Linked DNA regions of Homo sapiens: regions 1, 2 and 3 are each linked to region 4. Evidence: chromatin loops called from intact Hi-C (ENCODE). Cell type or tissue: Calu3. All regions are shown on one strand.

Region 1 (2,500 bases), 110 kb before region 4:
AAAATCTCATGTGTTCACAGATGAAGCACTGTCACATGACAGATGGCTAAGAAATCTATTGTCCATTGTCTGGGAGAGTTCCTGGTGCCTGAATCACACTGTATCAAATTCTAATTGCGTGTTTCTGTCTATGTAAACTTGGGCAACTTCTTTAACCTTTCTAAGTCTCAGTTTTCTCATCTGTAAAATGGGAATAATAATAAAAGTATTCCACTGTTGTGGGCTGCACAACAGTGCAAATACAAAAGTAAAAGGAGTTGCCCTTCTCCCTGTCAGTGTGCGTTAAAAAGTTAGCCTTTGGCCAGGCACGGTAGCTCATGCCTGTAATCCCAGCACTTTGGGACGCTGAGGTGGGTGGATCATTTGAGCTCAGAAGTTTGAGACCAGCCTGGGCAACATAGCGAAACCCTGTCTCTACAAAAAAATACAAAAATTAGCCAGGCATGGTGGCTCGCATCTGTAGTCCCAGCTACTCTGGAGGCTGAGGTGGGAGGATTGCTTCAGCCCAGGAGGCAGAGGTTGCAGTGACCTAAGATGATGCCGCTGCACTCCAGCCTGGGTGACAGAGTGAGACTGTCTCAAAAAAAAAAAAAAAAAAAAGTTAGGTTTTAACCACTAGACTATATTGTGTTGTGCATAGATCCAAAGATCATTTATCTTAAAAGACATATCGTAATCTAAGTAAATGCTGAGGTTACTTTCTGTAAGCAAAGAATTTTAGTTAATTGGTTCTCATCAGCAGGTAGGGCTAGCAATAGATTAAAACTTTATTAATGAGGCCGAGCGTGGTGGCTCAAGCCTGTAATCCCAGCAGTTTGGGAGGCCGAGGTGGGTGGCTCACGAGGTCAGGAGTTTGAGATCAGTGTGGCCAAGATGGTGAAACCCCGTCTTTACTGAAAATACAAAAATTAGCCTGGCATGGTGGTGGGCACCTGTAATCCCAGCTACTTGAGAGGCTGAGGCAGGCGAATCACTTGAAACTGGGAGGTAGAGGTTGCAGTGAGCTGAGATTGCGCCGCTGCACTCTAGCCTGGGTGACAGAGCAAGACTCTGTCTCAAAAACAAAAAATTTATTAATGAGAATGGTCAGATGATAAGGTACTCTGGTTAATTGAGAGATGAAGGTTATCACCAGCGTGTTCTGCTTTTTAGTAAACATATTTCGGAAATTAGGCTCCTTTTCTTTCTTCAGAAAAGTGCTGCATCCTGGAAAGACATTGTAATGCTTCTTTGGTAGTTGATAAATTTTGATGGCTTTATCAGGATTATTTATGAATCTTAGCTTTTTCTTTATTATTCTGCACACAGAAGGTTAGGCATGAAACCAAGAGCAAAGTTGGAAAGTTACCTCTAGACAAAATAAGATGATGGCTTACTACTTTTTCCTCCCATTGGGATGCAGACAACAAAATTGTGACTAAGGTGTTTTTTTTTTTTTTTTTTTTTTAGTTGTGGATAAAAGATTTGATTTTATAGATACAAAGGCAACATGGTGTAGAAGAACAAAAACTAGTGTAGGGCCAGAGATCTGAGTTTTAATTATAACTCTGCCACTAACTGTGTGTCTTTGATTGATTACTTCTCTGGGCCTCAGTTTCTTCATCTCTAAAATTAGTGTCTTTGGCCAGATAGCTGGTTTCCAAGATTTCCTGTAATTTTTTTAGTCCCTGTTGAAATAATCATGAAGTTAAGTCTTTATCAGGTAATGCAGTTTTTGATTTGAAAGTCATTAGTTTTGAAGACCTAGGTGTGATATTTTGCCTCCACACCTCCCGTCTGTTTATTGGAATAATTTATGCTTTCCACTAGCTGATAAGTGCACAGGCCAAATAAAATGTTGATATTTAGATAGCACTTATAGTTTCTGGTGCCAGGTGTGGGCATGTGTTTGCTACATACTTGATGAAAAAGAGATAGGTTAGCAAGTGTTTTCGTGTAATTTTGCTCATTGAGTCATTCATCAAGCATTTGTTGAACATTTACAATGAGCCATATAGTGTGGTTATAAAGACATTGAAGCACAGTTCTTGTTTTCCCGAAGTACACAAGGAGGGGCATATGAAGACTCAGAACTTAGGTAGTACCTTCTTCGGAAATCTTTACTTGATAGGCTTATTGCTCCTCTCTTTCTCCCATCCAGGGTTGATCTAAGTGTTCTCTCTGCCTTTGTATTTTAGTGGCACACAGTGCCGGGGCTGCCATGAATGGTTGTAGAATTGGTACCCTGCCTAAAGATACTTGGCCAAAGTGGTAGGGGAAGGCTGAAATCCAGATTTTATTCTGCTTGACAAATTCTATTTGCTTTTTCCAGCTTTTTCTAGTTTACCTGCCCAGAGGAGAGTGCTTTTTCTAATTCTTACAAAAGAACCTGTGTATTCCAGCAAATATCCACCCTTTGCATTACTGTATCATAAACATTCTGTATTGCTTTTTTTTTTTGTAGTAAAGTTTTGTAGTGGGTAATGAATGCCTTGAGGTGGTTTGTTGAAGTGAGCAAATG
Region 2 (2,500 bases), 79 kb after region 4:
GAAATACTAAACCCAACCAGTTCTTTTCCTCACATACATAAAAGTTTTGTAAAATGAAAAATAGGTATTCTAGGCAAAAGATGAGTTGAGAAAATCTTAGTGGCACCAGACAAAAGTTGTGAGAGACTTCAAAGTATACTTGAGATTATCTGGGACCCCTAGTGACATAGCTTTGAAGCACAGGTTGAAGAAACAGGACTTGATCATTTATGCAGTCTGATAAGAAACTGCTAAAGAATCTTAAGTAGTCTCAAATATTTAAATCTTAAATTATGTAACTGGAGCCAATTATACAATGTCATCTATAAACAAGGTACTTGCTAAAACTTTTTGCTCTATAATTTATGGATTTGTATACAATGTGGGCAGCTTCTCTTTGCTTTTTCACCCTGAATTTAGAAATGAAACCTGGCTCTCCCTATATCAGATTATTTCACTCATGGCCTCATTAATTAGAAAGGAGAAGAGTTCAGCCTTTTCTACTCTCTGTTTTCTACTCCTTGCTTTTCCATACCATGCGATGAAAGGTAACAATCTTCTCTAGAATTACTTTTTATTGTTATCATTTTATTTCTCCCTTTAGTTCCCTATGACTAAAATTTTTTGGTTGACATTTTGTCTCTAATGTGTAATTTTTGCCTGAGTTCTCGATTTTCTTTAATAATATCCTGAAAATTTTGGGACTTTCTCTACAAAAATACATAGACATGAATTTTCGTATGTTTTAAAATGGTTCATAGGTACTTTGGAGTCCATGTGCCACAGGTCAAGAAACCCTGCCTATCTTGAATCCTATTAATAGTCGTAATAGAACTGAGGTGGCAGACAGACATTATTTTTCTTACAGTCATTTCTTCTAAGTCTTACGTGAACAACATTAGCACTGATATGAACTTATTTTAATAGTTCTTGAAGATATGGTGAAAATACTTTGGACATCTTTGAACAGTTCTATAGCTCTAGCTAGGATAGTGCTTGCTTTTGGCCCTGGGCTATACTAGCATGGCTCAAACAAGCTCTACAATTTGATATTCTAGTATTTGGTAAAGTTTCTGTTCTTGGTGTAGATGGACTGCATCCTGTGCAGTCTTGAAAGATTAGTTAACCGGTACTCACATGTTATGTGCCAATACGTGATTTTTAAAAACATTTACTTTAATGTTTTACTTATCTTTTGTATTTAGAAAGGAAAAAATACATTAGTTTTTTTTCCTCCCCCACAAGGACTGTTATAAAGTGAAGGCTGCCATCTAGAGACAGACTCATCATTGGAGATGTAATCACAGCAATTTCTGTTTTCAAGGCATTCTAAAAAATTTATAAGTATCAAAAATGTATCTTTATTCATAATTTGTGAGGGTTTTTTTTTTCCTTTTTGCACATACTGTTTAGACAGATCCCATGCATCCCAAGATATTTACGATTAAGCTTGAAAGGTATCAAAGTGTCTCTTTCTTTACCTCTTCCCCAGACCCCCTCCTCAAATCTTGAAAAAGACTCTTAAATGTAGTCACTGCATTACTAGGTAACTGTTAAGTTCTACATTTCTGGTATACTGATATTTGTTTAGTGAATCCTTCTCAGTTTTAGTAGACTCAACATTTCTTCTCCTATCCTGACTCAGATTTTTTCTACCAATCCATCCATATTTATGTCTAGTCTTGATTTACAGTTTGCTGTTTATCAGGCTAGGTTATATAAAAATGAAACTAAAAATGGCCAGGCACGGTGGCTCACGCCTGTAATCCCAGCAGTTTGGGAGGCCGAGGTGGGTGGATCATGAGGTCAGGAGTTCGAGACCAGCCTGGCCAACATGATGAAACCCTGTCTCTACTAAAAATACAAAACTTATTGTGTTTTTAGTAGAGAATAATTACACGTGGTGACGTGTGCCTGTAATCCCAGCTACTCAGGAGACTGAGGCAGGAGAATCACTTGAACCCGGGAGGCGGAGGTTGCAGTGAGCTGAGATCGCGCCATTGCACTCCATCTTGGACAACAGAGCAAGACACAATCTCAAAAAAAAAGAAATAAAAAAATAAAAAGTTAGATGACAATAAAAATGATCCTGTCATATGCTTGGATTATCTCTAGTACATAACTAGATTACATTTTATTTATTAAGGCGCTATAATCCACTCTGTAAAAGAAGAGCTTTAAAATGATTTATACATGGAGCAATTACTTAGAAAGCATCTGCTATTTGGAAGGATCTTTTGCTAAGTGTGTTAGACAATGTTAGTGTATTTCAATCACACTTAGACTTCAGTAATTTGAGGTAAGCAAGAATGGTGTGTCATAAAAGCTATAAACTTTTTTTTTTTTTGAGTCTTGCTCTGTCATCCAGGCTGGAGTACAGTGGTGCAATCTCAACTTACTGCAACCTCAGTCTCCCAGGTTCCAGAGATTCTTGTGCCTCAGCCTCCTGAGTAGCTGAGATTACAGGCATGTGCCACCCACACCCGGCTGTTTTTTTGTATTTTTAGTAGAGATGATGTCT
Region 3 (2,500 bases), 440 kb after region 4:
GCAGTGGTGTGATCTCGGCTCACTGCAACGTCCATCTCCTGGTTCAAGCTATTCTCCTGCCTTAGCCTCCTAGAGTAGCTGGGACTCTACAGGCATCCGCCACACCCAGCTAATTTTTTTTTTCATGTATTTTTAGTAGAGACAGGGTTTCACCATGTTGGCCAGGCTGGTCTTGAACTCCTGACCTCAGGTCATCCTCCCACCTCGACCTCCCAAAGTGCTAGGATTACAGGCGTGAGCCACTGCGCCTGGCCAAATATGGTTTGTTTGGAGTCTCTAATAAGAGGATTCTTTAATGAGGCTTGAATAGAGTGGTGGGAGTGAAAAGAAAGGGAACAACATAAAATGAAAAGGGAACATTTGATCATTCTTACGGTTATCATAACATTTTAATTTGAAATGTATTGTGTTATCTTTGTCGTAGTTGGGTTTATCTCGTTATAAATTGATTAAATGAGATGTTTTCTAGTCTTAAGTTGGTGAGTATGTTTAGCACAGTGCTTTCACATAACATGTACTTGATAAAATGTACAGCTAATCCTCCGTATCTGTGGGTTCTGCATTTGTGGATTCAGCCAACCTTGGATCTAAAATATTTGGGAAAAAATTGCAACTATGCTGAACATGTATGGACATTTTTTTTTGGTCAGGATTCTCTAAGCATTACAGTATAACAACTACTTACATAGTATTTATATTGTTTAGGTGTTATAAGTAATCTGCAGATGATTTAAAGCGGCAGTTCCCTACCTTTTTGGCACTAGGGACTGGTTTCATGGAAGACTATTTTTCCACAGGGTCAGGGGATGGTTTCAGGATGATTCAAGCACATTACATTTATTGTGCACTTTATTTCTATTATTATTACATTGTAATATGTAATGAAATAATTATAGAGTTCACTATAATGTAGGATTAGTGGGAGCCCTGAGCGTGTTTTCCACAAGGGTCCCATCTGGGGGTGATGGGAGACAGTGACAGATCATCAAGCATTATTTCTTAATGAGTGTGCAGCCTAGATGCCTTGCTTGCACAATTCACAATAGTGTTTGTGCTCCTATGAGAGTCTAATGCCACTGCAGATCTGACAGGCAGAGCTCAGGTGGTAATGCGAGCAGTGGGGAGTGGCTGTGAAGCTTTGCTTGCTGGACCCAGTTCACTTCCTGCTCACTTCCTGCTGTGCAGCCTGGTTCCTAACAGGCCAAGGACCGGAGCCTGTCCATAACCTGGAGGCTTAGGGACCCCTGATTAGAAGAATAGAGGAGGATATGCTTAGGTTATGTGCAAATACTATGTTGTGTTATATCAAGGACTTCAGTATCTGCAGATTTTGGTATTCAAGCGAGATGCTTGAACCAATCACCCATGGATATCTAGGGACAGTTATACAATGGTGTTGAAGAACTGACAAAACCTGGCAGTTTGACACAGACATATGGGAAAAATTGAAGGAGTCAAAAGGTCACTTAGTTCATATCAGAAATGAAGTAAGGAAGGATGTTGATTTTTGGGGAACCTGAAGAGTTGAGGTAGTCTAGGTTTGAAGTAATGTAAGGATAGCCTAGTTAAAGAATTCTTCAGGGATTTTTAGCGATATGGTTGTGGTAATTGAGCTAAATATTCTGCAAAACAGCCATGCTGTTGTTTTGACAACCTCTTTTAGAACAATTTTTTTTTTTGGCTTCCATTTTCCCCAAGTTACCTTGTCTGTATGTAATTGTCTCCATTGATTTTAGTTTTGTCTTCTGGAATAATTCAGAAAGCCTTTGATAAAATTTTGCCCTTCAGCGTTGGAAGACAGCTTTGTCATTCCTGAGGAGTTGGGTCCTGGCCAGGCGTGGTGGCTCACGCCTGTAATCCCAGCACTTTGGGAGGCCGAGGCAGGTGGATCATCTGAGGTCAGGAGTTTGAGACCAGCCTGGCCAACATGGTGAAACCCTGTCTCTACTAAAAATACAAAAATTAGCCGGGCGTGGTGGTGCGCACAGGAGAATTGCTTGAACCCAGGAGGCGAAGGTTGCATTGAGCCAAGATTGCACCACTGCACTCCAGCCTGGGCGACAGTGAGACTCTGTCCCTTCCCCCACCCCCCCCTCCAAAAAAAAAGAAAAAAAGAGTTGTGTCCCAAGTTATTCTGGTAGCATCCTTGTTTTAGTTTCCTCTAAAAGGGTGATTTTTGTGTCCATATCTATAGTATTTTAGATAAGGTTAGATGAAGTTATCTTCTATGATGACTTGAATGATTTTTCTGTTTCATTTGTAAGATGAGGTTGTTGGATTAAAGCATAACTTTTGCTATGAATTTGATTTCCAGACTTTTTTTTTTTTTTTTTAGCTTTGTTAAAAATTTGCTGAATTGGGCTGAGCACAGTGGCTCATGCCTGTAATCCCAGCACTTCAGGAGGCTAGGGCTGGCGGATCCTTTGAGGTCAGGAGTTTGAGATCAGCCTAGCCAACATGGTGAAACCTTGTCTCTATTAAAAATACAAAAAATAAGCCG
Region 4 (2,500 bases):
GAGTAGTAGCTATAGAGAACTTAAGACCCATAAGCCTAAAATATATACTGTATGGTTTTTTGTTTTTTTGGTTTTTTTTTTTTTTTGAGATGTAGTCTCACTCTGTTGCTCAGGCTGGAGTGCAGTGGCGTGATCTTGGCTCGGCCAACCTACGCCTCGTGGGTTCAAGCAATTCTCCTGCCTCAGCCTCCCAAGTAGCTGGGACTATAGGCGCACACCACCATGCCTGGATAATTTTTGTATTTTTAGTAGAGAAGGGGTTTCACTATGTTGGCCAGGTAGGTCTCGAACTTCTGACCTCATGATCTGCTGGCCTTGGCCTCCCAAAGTGCTGGGATTACAGGCATGAGCCACTGCACCCGGCTGTATGGATCTTTATGAAAAAGCTTGCTGACCCTGGACATCATTTACAATATTATTTATAGTTTCATTTTTGTTGTTTTGTTTTGTTTGTTTTTGAGACAGAGTTCTACTCTTTCGCCCAGGCTGGAGTGCAGTGGTGCTATCTCTGCTCACTGCAACGTCCATCTCCCGGGTTCAAGCGATTCTCGTGCCTCAGCCTCCCAAAGTGTTGGGATTACAGGCATGAGCCACTGCGCCCAGTCTTATTTATGGTTTTAAATACCAGATTAACTTTAAAGATATATAAGTTAGAGTAATATGATAACTTTGAAGATTTACAAGTGGGTAAGTAATGATGTGAGAATATTACTGGCAGCGGTGTGTAGAATGGCTTGAATAAGCAGCAGTAGGGAGATAAATTGAGATTATCATGGGGAGTGGTGATTGTGGTAATAATCCTGGAAAGAGTGAGAAACAGATTATATTGTTCTGAGAAGGATGGCTGAGGTAGGATTATGTTAGCAGGAGGCACAAGAAGACTGATATCATTCTATCAATTCGAGTTTATAGACAGGATAATGGTGACAATAAATTTGTATAATAACTTAAAGCATACGTATGCATAACTTAAATCAGTTAATTAATTGTATCTCTGTGAGTAGAAAGTCAGAGGTAAGTCAGGATTGGATTCAATTTTAGATGTGGCATTTGGTGAATTTGAGGTGGCATTCAAGTAAGTATGTCATGCATGCAAGATAAAAATCCTGAGTCAGAGATCTGGAATGCGGTCAGGTGTACTGATAGGGTATTGAAGTCATTTGCATAGAAGTTACACATTAACTGGATGAAATCTCCAAGGGAGTGTAATATAAATGGAGAAGAGCAGACCTAACAGTTGAGCTTTAAGGAAGAGGGAATGAGCCTAAAAGAGCATTTGGTGAAGGAGATTGAGAAATAGTAGATTGTGAGTTGGACTTACCATTTGCTATGTACTTTTCCTACTCTTTACAATTTTATGCAGTAATGTAGAATTTAGTGAAGAGATTCTTGTTCATGCTGTCTAAACCTTTTCAATGCTGTGTTGAAGCCAGCTTGTATTGGCCTGTGAGAGTTAAATATTAAATTTTTAGGAATTTTGCAAGGTAGCTAAACACAACATATCTGTTTTAAAAAGTTAACTTATATAAGCTTAAATTAAATGTCATATGAAAAATAAAAATAGTAAATACTCAAAATTCATCACTTCCTAATTATTTCATGTTACTATTTATGCTCTTGAAGTTGTTATTTAAACCTGTTGTGTCTTTGTGGTAGAAATATGTTTTAATGCTGTACTACTGTTTGTCACTTCCCACCTCACTTTGGTTATGCCACTTTGGTCATTTGAAATTGGCTATGGTAGGAATATGTACACCGTGAAAATCAGCAAATGATAAAAATCAATGCTTAATTTATTGTTTTGTTGATTATAGACTTAAGAAAGTGATAGAGAAATTGTTAACAATGCAGATTCAACTTAAAGGTGTATCGGATGGTCTATACCCATTACAATACAATAACAAAAAATTGAGGAAGCATGTTTCCTCAGCCCTTATCTGAGTCAGCAGAGAAGTTGCTCACACCATTGACTAATGAATGAAGTTTCAACAAATGTCTTTATAATTTTACTTGCATCCTACTCATTAAAGTGAACAAAAATAGAAACCACCTTTCATGTTAAAATTCCTATTCATTCATCAGTTGCAGCTGTAGGTTAGATTCCAATAATTGGCTGGGCACGGTGGCTCACACCTGTAATCCCAGCACTTTGGGAGGCCGAGGCAGGTGGATCATGAGGTCAGGAGATCGAGACCATCCTGGCTAACACGGTGAAACCCCATCTCTACTAAAAATGCAAAAAAAATTAGCCGGGCCTGGTGGCGGGTGCCTGTAGTCCCAGCTACTTGGGAGGCTGAGGCAGGAGAATGGTGTGAACCCGGGAGTTGGAACTTGCAGTGAGCTGAGATTGTGCCACTGCACTCCAGCCTGGGCGACAGAGTGAGACTGTCTCAAAAAAAAAAAGATTCCAATATAAGAGTTGGGCAAAAATTATCTTTAAAATTATTTTGTGAGAATCGGTTATGTGGAATTTACAATAAAGAGTGTTTTGTGTTTTATT

Evidence for each region. Hi-C counts contacts between places; a loop is a spot of excess contacts. Peaks named below come from ENCODE experiments on the same cell type or tissue, not always from the same donor. Only the 100,000 strongest peaks of a DNase experiment are listed, where the experiment ranks them.
Region 1: a loop joins it to region 4, with 3 times the contacts of the local background. A loop is called at or near these places in 6 of 110 quality-filtered maps.
Region 2: a loop joins it to region 4, with 4 times the contacts of the local background. A loop is called at or near these places in 4 of 110 quality-filtered maps.
Region 3: it touches region 4 in a loop (2.5-fold over the local background); 2 of 110 quality-filtered maps call a loop at or near these places.

The regions. Positions count from the first base shown.
Region 1 is chr3:136,731,185-136,733,684 of GRCh38, reverse strand. The region is part of intron 1 of STAG1 (STAG1 cohesin complex component); the gene reads left to right. Among named protein-coding and RNA genes, the nearest start is that of STAG1, 20 kb to the left of the region's middle. In Calu3, no CTCF peak of the experiment used is centred here; no DNase peak of the experiment used is centred here.
Region 2 is chr3:136,544,585-136,547,084 of GRCh38, reverse strand. The region is part of intron 5 of STAG1 (STAG1 cohesin complex component); the gene reads left to right. Among named protein-coding and RNA genes, the nearest start is that of STAG1, 210 kb to the left of the region's middle. In Calu3, CTCF peaks have their summits at 190 and 1,212 (motif pointing left); a DNase peak (open chromatin) is centred at 1,234.
Region 3 is chr3:136,185,135-136,187,634 of GRCh38, reverse strand. All of the region lies in intron 1 of MSL2 (MSL complex subunit 2), which reads left to right. Among named protein-coding and RNA genes, the nearest start is that of MSL2, 10 kb to the left of the region's middle. In Calu3, no CTCF peak of the experiment used is centred here; a DNase peak (open chromatin) is centred at 1,124.
Region 4 is chr3:136,624,011-136,626,510 of GRCh38, reverse strand. All of the region lies in intron 2 of STAG1 (STAG1 cohesin complex component), which reads left to right. Among named protein-coding and RNA genes, the nearest start is that of STAG1, 130 kb to the left of the region's middle. RefSeq lists an enhancer at 337-837. In Calu3, no CTCF peak of the experiment used is centred here; a DNase peak (open chromatin) is centred at 1,120.